2 separate regions of the Homo sapiens genome follow, and region 2 is linked to region 1. The links are chromatin contacts, found by Hi-C or POLR2A ChIA-PET in ENCODE. All regions are on one chromosome and are shown on one strand. Each heading gives the region's core, a stretch centred on a gene start or an enhancer-like site at or near the end of the contact. The rest is flanking DNA. Distances are from core to core; before and after follow the strand shown. Region 1 overlaps LOC124901165 (keratin-associated protein 5-5-like). Region 2 overlaps LOC105374618 (a long non-coding RNA gene).

Region 1 (4,384 bases), core at 154-2,653:
CCCGTCTCTCCATTGCCGAGTGCAGGTCTCTCCATTGCCGAGCGCCGCTCCAGCCTAGGGGCACAGCCTGTGCTGTGGTTCATCCATCCTCCCATGCCAGACCTGGCGCTGCTGCCTGCTTTGGCTATGCTGGGGGGAGCACAGCACAGGTGGTTCATCCATCCTCCTACACCAGACCCAGGCTACTTCCCGCTTTGGCTATGCTGGAGGGAGCTGCTGTGGACATTCACATGCGGGTATGCCATGGACACATATTCACTCCTCTTGGATGACATTGCTAGAAAGGCGTGTGCTGGGCACTCAGGCGAGTGTATCCTTAACATTTTCAAAAGTTGCTGGAATTTTTTCTCCCCAATAGTTGCACCATTTCACATGCCTAGCAAATAGGTAACAATTTCAGGGGAGGAGAGAGTGAGGGGGTGGTGAGAGATTGGTCAAGGGTATGAAGCTGTGGCTGGATGGCAGGAATAAGTTCAGGTGTTCCATTCCCTAGCAGGGTGACTAGAGTTAGCAATGGTGTATTACTGCTCACTTCAAAATTGCTGGAAGACGTTTTGGAATCTTCTCATCATCAAGAGGTGATTAGTGTTTAGGATGATAGATATACTGATTTCCTTGATGTGGTCATTACATGATTTATACACATGCGGAATCATCATGCCGTACTCTGTAACGTGTGCCTCACATCCTCAGCAACACCTGGTGTTGTGGGTCTTTTTAAGGTTTAGATATTCTGAGAGGCGTGTGGTGATTTCATACTGTGGATTTAATTGGTGTGTCCCTGATAGCTGATCATGTTACACGTTTCCTTGTGCTGACGACTGGCCATATCTTTCTCTCCTAAGTAAATGTTCAATTTTTTAAAAATTATGTTATCTTTCTAATATGCAGTTGGATGATTTCTCTATATATCCTGGAAACTAGTGCTTTGTTAGACACATGCTTTTCAGATATTTTATCTTTCTCTATGGCTTACCTATTTATGAATGATGTGTTTTAATAAACAAGTTTTACATTTTAATTATGTTCAATTTATCTATTTTTAATAGTTATTACTTTGTGTGCCCTCAGAAACCTTTGCCCAACCCTGAGTCACGCTGTTACTTTCCTTTGTTGTCTGTTTGCCACGCCTTGTTTTGGTCTCCCCAGCTTTTTCCCGTCTTCTGTTAAATTAACAGAATTTACTTTACTTCCTTTTTTTTTTCACTACTGGTTTTAATGCCAGGTCTAACCATAAGTTGGCTAAAGGTGGCCAGTATCTCTATTAATCTTCTGATTGTACAGAGACCCTGGGAATCTTCCATTCCAACTCTCTCCCCACCAAGCTATCCAATAAGCCACACTGCCCGGCCTCCTGGTGTCTCCTTGCTATGACGCCCTTCCCAGGGTCTCCCAGGTGTTTACAATGTCTTCACTCTTTTGCCTCTGACCTCTGACTCACGGGTTCAATATTTTCTCACTCAGGTGTATCCTTTCAATGAGGGCGAATTCTTTCAGGATTTTTCAGTGAGGTTTCCTGAGTCATACCTTCTCTCAGGTCTTTGAATGTGCCACTGTTTTCCCTCAGTCTGGATTGACAACTGAATTCTAAATTGACAGTTAATCTTCCCTTGGTGCTATGAGATACCCCAAGGTCTGCTGGTACCCATGGCATGGGCTAGGAGTCTGCAATCAGGCTAGCTGGTAGATGATGTTCCTTTTCTCACTGTTACTTTTGCACAAAGCAACAAGAGGTTTTTCTCCTGTAGCCATTCATTGTTTCAAAGGCATTTGAGGTCTGCTTTTCATTTTATATCAGATTTTCTTGTTTTTCATGGCACTTCATTAAATCATGTAATAAAAAAATAATAGCAGTACACAGGTTTGGAAATACAGCCAGCTGAGCTGATTCATGAACACACAATGGGTGGGGCGGAGCAGTGCGGGCATCCAGAGGTGCAGCCAGCATATGTGGGCACTGATGCTCTGTACGCCCATCAGCACACCTTGGGGTTGGATGGGAAGCGTGTGTGAGTTGGTTCTGGGCTTTAGTGGGGTTACTGGAGGGAGCGGCATAGTGCTGATTTTATAGTCTTTGTCAGACAGTTCAGTCATCTCTACTTCTGAGGGCATGCATTCTCCCCTGCTCTCAACTCCCCATCTCTCTCTCCTGTCCATTGTTGCCTGGGGACTTACCTTTGAAGAGGGGTTTTCTGCAGGAGTTCTGCCTGCTGTAGCCTGGGAAATCTTTCTCCCTACAATTTCACATTGAAGTCGGCCAGGACGTTTGCAGTTTCACTGGATTCAGACCCTTTTTGTTTTCATTTTTCATTTACATTCTAAACAAGGTGGGTGGTATTAATTCAGACACCACACCCATACATGGCCAGATCTGGGCTCCTGCAGGTTACAGGGGGATGCTTTTCCCTTGGAGAGACTCACATGGGGGTGGGGTCCCCTGATACTTCCCATCAGCACCTGGCTCTATGCAGGGGCCTCAGGACCTTTCCTGACTGGAAGCTTGTACCATCTGGCGTCCCTGTCACCTGCCTCTGTAGGCCTCAGGGCTGCAGCTGCCCGGGTTGTTGTTTTGAGTCGTGTCTTTGCTTCTGGCTCCTAGGAATGTCCCTTCCTCTCATGCTGGAACACGTATTTGCGTTGGGGGGACTACGTTTCACGAGCTGCGTGCCTGTTGGCCGTCCTGCCAGTTCAGCTTACTCTGCATAGTAACTGGAGCTTTTCTCGTCAGGGAGTTGACCTTTATGTGGCCTACCATGCACCGCACGCTTGCTCCACACTCAGGACACATGACACACACTCCATGAGGAGATACAAGCTCCTGACCTCACGTGGCTTCCTGTCTAAAGGGAGAAAATGCAATAAATTAAAGTCTAGGACTCTACCTGTTAATTAGCGATGGGCTGAGTCTACAGAAGGAAACGATCCCAAGTGCAGGTCTGGGGAGTGAACATGGAGGGTCCCGGGAATGGCGGATGCAGAGGAACCGTGGGGCAGGAGGGGTGGTGGGCACGGTGTCCATTCCAGGCAAAGAGCCAGCCCCAACTAGCACAGGGACCTCCCAAAACTTCAGCCTAGGATTTAGCAGAGCAACCTCTGCTGTGAGATCACAAGCATCGGCCACATGCGAGCTCTGGGAAGAATGTTATTAATATTTTTGTGTCTAAGGATTTAAAATTATCACGTGGATTTTTAACTTGCTAGGGCAGTGCCTATGGTATTGACACTTACATGAAGGCTCAGCCTTGACTTTAAACGGTGGAAGCGTCTCTCCTCTTGATGTGGCGGCAGGAAGTGTCTCCCACGCGAGGACTCTGTGCTAAACGTGTGACTGTCGCCCCCATTGTGAGTCTTTTGGGCTTCGCTCCCTCGATTGGATCCCGTCATTCAACAAGGGGACTTTTAAGACATCATGAAGACCTCAAATCTTCTGACGTGAAGTTAGGGAGATTATCCTAGGTGTACCTGAGCTAACCCAGGTGCCTTTAGGAGAAAGCAGAGGGGTCACCCCCGCTGGTGTTGAAGACATACCTGGCAGGGTTTTGAGAGAAGTAGACCAGGGGCAAGGGCCTGATTCCTGCCAGCACTTGGTGAACTTGGAAGAGGCTCCAGAGCTCAGATGCGACCCGACCCTGGCAGGTGCTGACTTCAGCCTGGTGAGACCCTGAGCAGAGGACTCAGTGCAGCCCCACCTGGCTCCCAAACACGGTGCTGTGAGCAGACACACGGGGGTCTTTAGCCACTGAATTTCCATGGCTTCTTACACAGCAAGATGAAGCTAGCATGGTGTCTTGGTCCCTTCAGCCTGTATGACAAGAATGCTGCAGACTGGGCAAATTATCGATGCCAGGACTCCATCCCTCACAGTTCCGGAGGTTTGGGGGGTCGATATCATGGCACTGTACACTGGGCATCTGGTGAGCCTTCCTATAAGCAGATGTGGCCCCCCTGCTGCGTCTTCCCACAGTGGAAGGGCAGACAGGCTCCCCCAGGCTTCTTCTGTAAGGGGACGAATCCATCCTTTCATGGGGGAAGGAGCACTATCTCCCCAGGTCCCCTCATCACTCTCACCTCCCCCTGGGTCTCCACATCACTCACTTCCCCCCGGGTCCCCACATCACTCTCACCTCCCCCCGGGTCTCCGCATCACTCTCACCTCCCCCTGGGGTCCCCACATCACTCTCACCTCCCCCTGGGGTCTTGGAATGGAGAGACAGGTGAGGGAGTGAGGGACTCTCTGGGGAAGTCAGCAGCTCCCTCCTCGTCAGGCTGCATGAGGCCTTGGTTCAGGGTTTGTACTTAGTGTCTTGGTGTTGGAGAGAGCCTTCCCCACTGCAGGAGGCACTCCCTGGGCAGAGACTGCACGCACAGATATGGACGCTCACAT
Region 2 (4,381 bases), core at 881-3,380, 37 kb after region 1:
GAAACCTTGTCTACTAAAAATACAAAAATTAGTCTGGTATGGTGGCATGCATCTGTAATCCCAGCTACTCAAGAGGCTGAGGCAGGAGAATCGCTTGAACCCAGGAGGTGGAGGTTGCAGTAAACCGAGATCGCACCACTGCACTCCAGCCTGGGTGACAGAGCAAAACTCCATCTCAAAAAATAAAACAAAACACAAAGGGAATCTGAAACCCCAATCTAATAAGGTTACATTATCTATAAGCTGAAACACTCAATGGAACAACATTTTGGAAGAGTTTTCTATTTTCGTGGTTCATGAAATCATTGTATCTACCATGAAATATTATACATCACAATATGACTAAAACTGAAGGGGGTTCAGATGACCACGAGGCAACTCAGGACCCTCTAGACAGCAATGGCATGGTGGGGGGACTTGCCAGGCTTCTCTGCCAGCCTTGCTGTCTGGGTCTACCTGCTCGGGGGCTCCGGGGGCCATGCTGACCACAGGGCGGCCTGGAAGCGGTGCTGATGCTAGCGGAGGAAGAAGAGGGTGTGCGATGGAGCTGGAGCTTGCGGGGAGCTGGAGCTTGCGGGGAGCTGGAGCTTGCGGGGAGCTGGAGCTTGTGGAGAGCTGGAGCTTGCGGGGAGCTGGAGCTTGCGGGGAGCTGGAGCTTGCGGGGAGCTGGAGCTTGCGGGGAGCTGGAGCTTGTGGAGAACTGGAGCTTGCGGGGAGCTGGAGCTTGTGGGGAGCTGGAGCTTGGGGGAGCTGGAACTTGCAGGGAGCTGGAGCTTGTGGAGAATGGGAGCTTGCGGGGAGCTGGAGCTTGAGGAGAACTGGAGCTTGCGGGGAGCTGGAGCTTGTGGGGAACTGGAGCTTGCGGGGAGCTGGAGCTTGCGGGGAGCTGGAGCTTGCAGGGAGCTGGAGCTTGCGGGGAACTGGAGCTTGTGGGGAGCTGGAGCTTGTGGTGCCGACCCAGGACCAGTTATGGACTGGGGGAACCCAGAGGACAAAAGAAGGACTCCTCATTCAAAAGTCGTTAAGAGTTTGAAGACGGCAATGACAGAGTATTAAACTAGGTGGGAGCCCCTTCTGTGCCTGGGGCCTCGTGTGACTGCAAAGCCCACGGGTCCTTGAAGGCAACCCTGGTCTTATGGCACAGACTGTGGGGACAGCTCCTAGGTTCTCCCCTTGGCCAAGCATGACATTGCCTTCAAGGGGCCAGGGAGAAGGGCAGTGATGATTGTTGACAGCTCAGGAAGGAGGGGCAGTGGCTAAACTATGTGGATCATATGTGCCCACCAAGGGGTCAGCCTTGAAAATTCTCTCTAGGCTTTATGACCATTGAGGGAGGAAATTGTTCTTGTTGTCAGAGAGGGTAAAATATATCCTGGGGGACAAAGATTTTTGTGTTTTTACTTTTTGTTCTCTGCTTCATTCCTTCCTTCTCCCTTCCTTCTTCTCTTCTTCCTTTCTCTTGCCCTCCCTCCCTCCTTCCTCCTTCCTTCCTGTCCTTCCTTTTCTGTCTTTCCTTCCATCCTCGTGCCTTTATTTTATTATTATTATTATTTTTAGCACAGTTAGCCAGCTGTGTGTAGGGGCATTAAAGGTCAGCCCCGTTAGTCCCATTGAAAGAACAAAATACCAAGGATACATTTATACCCTCTATCTGTTGCTGGACAGCTGATTGAATATTTTTCCCCCTCAAAACCATATTTCTTCAGGTGTGTTGATGGTTCTGTTTTTGTATTAAATAGAGCCAACCTCTTCCTACTTCTGTGTTCTTGCTCTAAGCTGGCTAGGGACGAGGTTACCAGCGACCCAATTCAATCAGCAGCTGCTGGCTTTAAGCGGGTCCAGGAGTTCACTGTGTGAATGCAGCCATTAGCTGGCTTTAGACTTGGAGAGATAATCGATATTTTTCTGGGCCGTCTTGGTCTCGCCTCTTTGGCGGAAGAAAGCAGCACCCACACAGTGTGTAACATCTGATCCCGGTCCAGCTCCCGCGGGCTGGGCTCTGCCCGTTGTGAGTGGCCGACAGCTCCGCCAGCGCCTGTTTCCATCTGCCGAGCCATCCTTTCTTCTGAATGTGAACTGTTTTCTTGGTTTCTTTCTGGCATCAGAAAGCAACAATGAGTGATTATCTGATGCAGCATCCCTGGGGCCCCAGGTGCTGGTGACTCATTCAAGTCTCCCTGCAAACCAATTCATTAAACCTGCTTCATCTGGGACGTGCTGAGAGTGGAGGTATATTTCAAAAGCGGTTTGGCAGCAACGCTGCAATTAAACAAGGAGGGAAGGAGAGCAGAGGCGGAGGAGGAAGGCGCGATTTAGTTGTGACTTGAACACCGTCTACACCAGCCAAAGAAGGCTGGTCCACACTGGCTTTCAGCTGAGGGGAGGGGCAGTGCCCAGATCATGTAATTTTTGAAATTATGTTTGTAATTAACTTCACGATATCTCCAGGGAATTCTGGAAAGACAGCAAGAAAAAACACTGCAGTATCTGTCCTATCAGATACTACAAAGCACCTAATGAGGTATCCTTAGGACATTAGAAAAAACACTCACTCAAAAAAGGTAGAATTCTTCCTTTGTATTCTTGGGGTGTTGGTTAGGGTGGCCGGGTTCTTCGTTAAGTTCATCGTTAAGCAAGCAGGGTCTTGCTGCCTGTGAGATGATTCACGGAGTTTTAGTTTTTACTCTTCAGGCACGGTCTGGCTTTCCTCCTAATAGTCTTTTACCAAGCAACCTCTTCAGGAACTTTTAAGTTCATGCAGATTTTTAGGAAAGTTAAATCTAAAATATTTTGTGATAACAATTTGAAGGTCAGAAAACATGGCTATCTCCCTACTTATCAGTTGTTTTAGTGAGCCTTGCCCCTTTGAATTATGTTCTAATATTTTAATACAATCTCCATAAAAACAATAAATTTACAAGAGAAGCAGAGTCCCAAGTCAAGCGCCCTCGACCACATTCAGAACTTTCCTGTCTCAGAGCTTGGCTATTTGCATCGCTGGATATAATCACGGGGCAAATTGTGCAAGAATGAGCAATGGAAGACGTCTGGCGATTGAGCGATTTCTCAGCCCCTGGATGTAGTGAGCAGAGTTGGAATAGATGGATGAGACCTGACATATCCAAGTAAAAGCAGCCAATGAAGCAGCTTAATGGGCTCCCCGGGGCGTCCTGGGAGTACACGCCACCTTCACCCATTAACGATTAGCTCCGCTCCAGACGTCTCAGCTGCCATGCAGCCCCACGCAAAGAAGCTCAGGAGACCAGCACCTGCCTTCTGACAGCTTACAGTCCAGTGGGCTTCAGTGAAAGGGGTGGGATCCAATCATCCCCATGAACTTGGGACCTGAAACTTCTTTGCTGGAAGCTTCTTTCTCAAAGAGCGCCAGGAAACCACGGTTTCAGGTACACACAGTCAGCATGCGCTGTAGCAATGTGCTTTGCAGCTGGAACTCCTATCAAGCATCCTAGGCAAGGCATGCACCCCAGCGCCAGAGAGAATCAGGAAGGGGAAGGTGCCCTGAACCTCAGACAAGAACCCCTTCCAGAAACCACCACCAAAGCCATCACTGTGTTTCCACCCTCAGACCTGTGTCTCTTTAGCTTCTTGGTAGAGGAAGAAGAGGAGCTGGGTGGGCAGGGCTCAGCAGCTTCTAAGTTTTTGCCATGTTTATGGACAAGTGGGCCAGTTCAGATTTGGATTAGATCACCTAAGAGAAGGCGTGGAAATTTGAAAGAGTTTTACAACAGGAAACTGGCAGAGAATGTCGTTGCTCTCTAATGCCGTGTTTCTCCTTTTCCTGGGCACACAGCCAAATTACAGCCCAAGGTCTCCTTGCACCTGTGAGTTCTGCCCAAGCCTGTGTTGGTGGGCGAGATGGAAGCTACCTCCAGCTTAAATAATCTGTTCTTTTTACTGTTCTAGTCCATGGTAGATTTGGATGCCATGCGTTAAAGATGGCAGTGCCACAGACCCAGGGGCCCCAAATGACTGCGTGGAGCCGAGACCCTCACCTCTTCCAACACAATGCTCTGGGAATGGGGAGAGAAGTAAAGTTTTGCATGTTAAATCATGAACGTTTTGTGTCTGTTTGTTCTAGCAGTTCACCTACTCTCACCAGTACAAAGGATATGCAAGCATGGGGAAAAGTTGTCTTATTTAAAGTGCACTTAATACTTTATTAGCAAAGACTAAATAAATACATTGAGCAAGTCTATCAGGTTATCAATCAGACAGTAAAACAGTGGAGGATCAAGATTGAAGGTTAAGTCGTCATAGAAAGAACATGCTTGCTGTGATAACATCTCCTTTTCTAGGTTCTTGAATGCAAGTTAATTTTCCCAAGGTCTCATTTTCACTCTGTGCCTCAAGACTTCACTCC

Evidence for each region. A loop is a pair of places that touch in the nucleus more often than their neighbours do. ChIA-PET counts read pairs that join two places held with the same protein, here RNA polymerase II (POLR2A). Pooled maps may share reads with other maps.
Region 2: a loop to region 1 is called in a map of mammary epithelial cell, with 3 times the contacts of the local background. The contact joins two enhancer-like sites. A Hi-C loop is called at or near these places in 1 of 168 maps with a recorded cell type or tissue (mammary epithelial cell), 1 of 37 single-sample maps with no recorded cell type and 1 of 50 pooled maps. POLR2A ChIA-PET finds 5 or more read pairs at or near these places in 2 of 52 experiments (HEK293 and MCF 10A).

Annotation. Positions count from the first base shown.
Region 1 is chr5:1,935,173-1,939,556 of GRCh38, forward strand. All of the region lies in intron 2 of LOC124901165 (keratin-associated protein 5-5-like), which reads left to right. The region is part of intron 2 of LOC105374618 (a long non-coding RNA gene); the gene reads left to right. Among named protein-coding and RNA genes, the nearest start is that of CTD-2194D22.4, 50 kb to the left of the region's middle. Within about 2 kb of position 1,404, at least 2 of the 41 ENCODE cell types and tissues checked have a DNase peak (open chromatin) inside an H3K27ac peak, as active enhancers do; they include mammary epithelial cell, where a contact is called at or near this core.
Region 2 is chr5:1,971,686-1,976,066 of GRCh38, forward strand. All of the region lies in intron 2 of LOC105374618 (a long non-coding RNA gene), which reads left to right. Among named protein-coding and RNA genes, the nearest start is that of CTD-2194D22.4, 87 kb to the left of the region's middle. RefSeq lists an enhancer at 1,994-2,493. Within about 2 kb of position 2,131, at least 2 of the 41 ENCODE cell types and tissues checked have a DNase peak (open chromatin) inside an H3K27ac peak, as active enhancers do; they include mammary epithelial cell, where a contact is called at or near this core.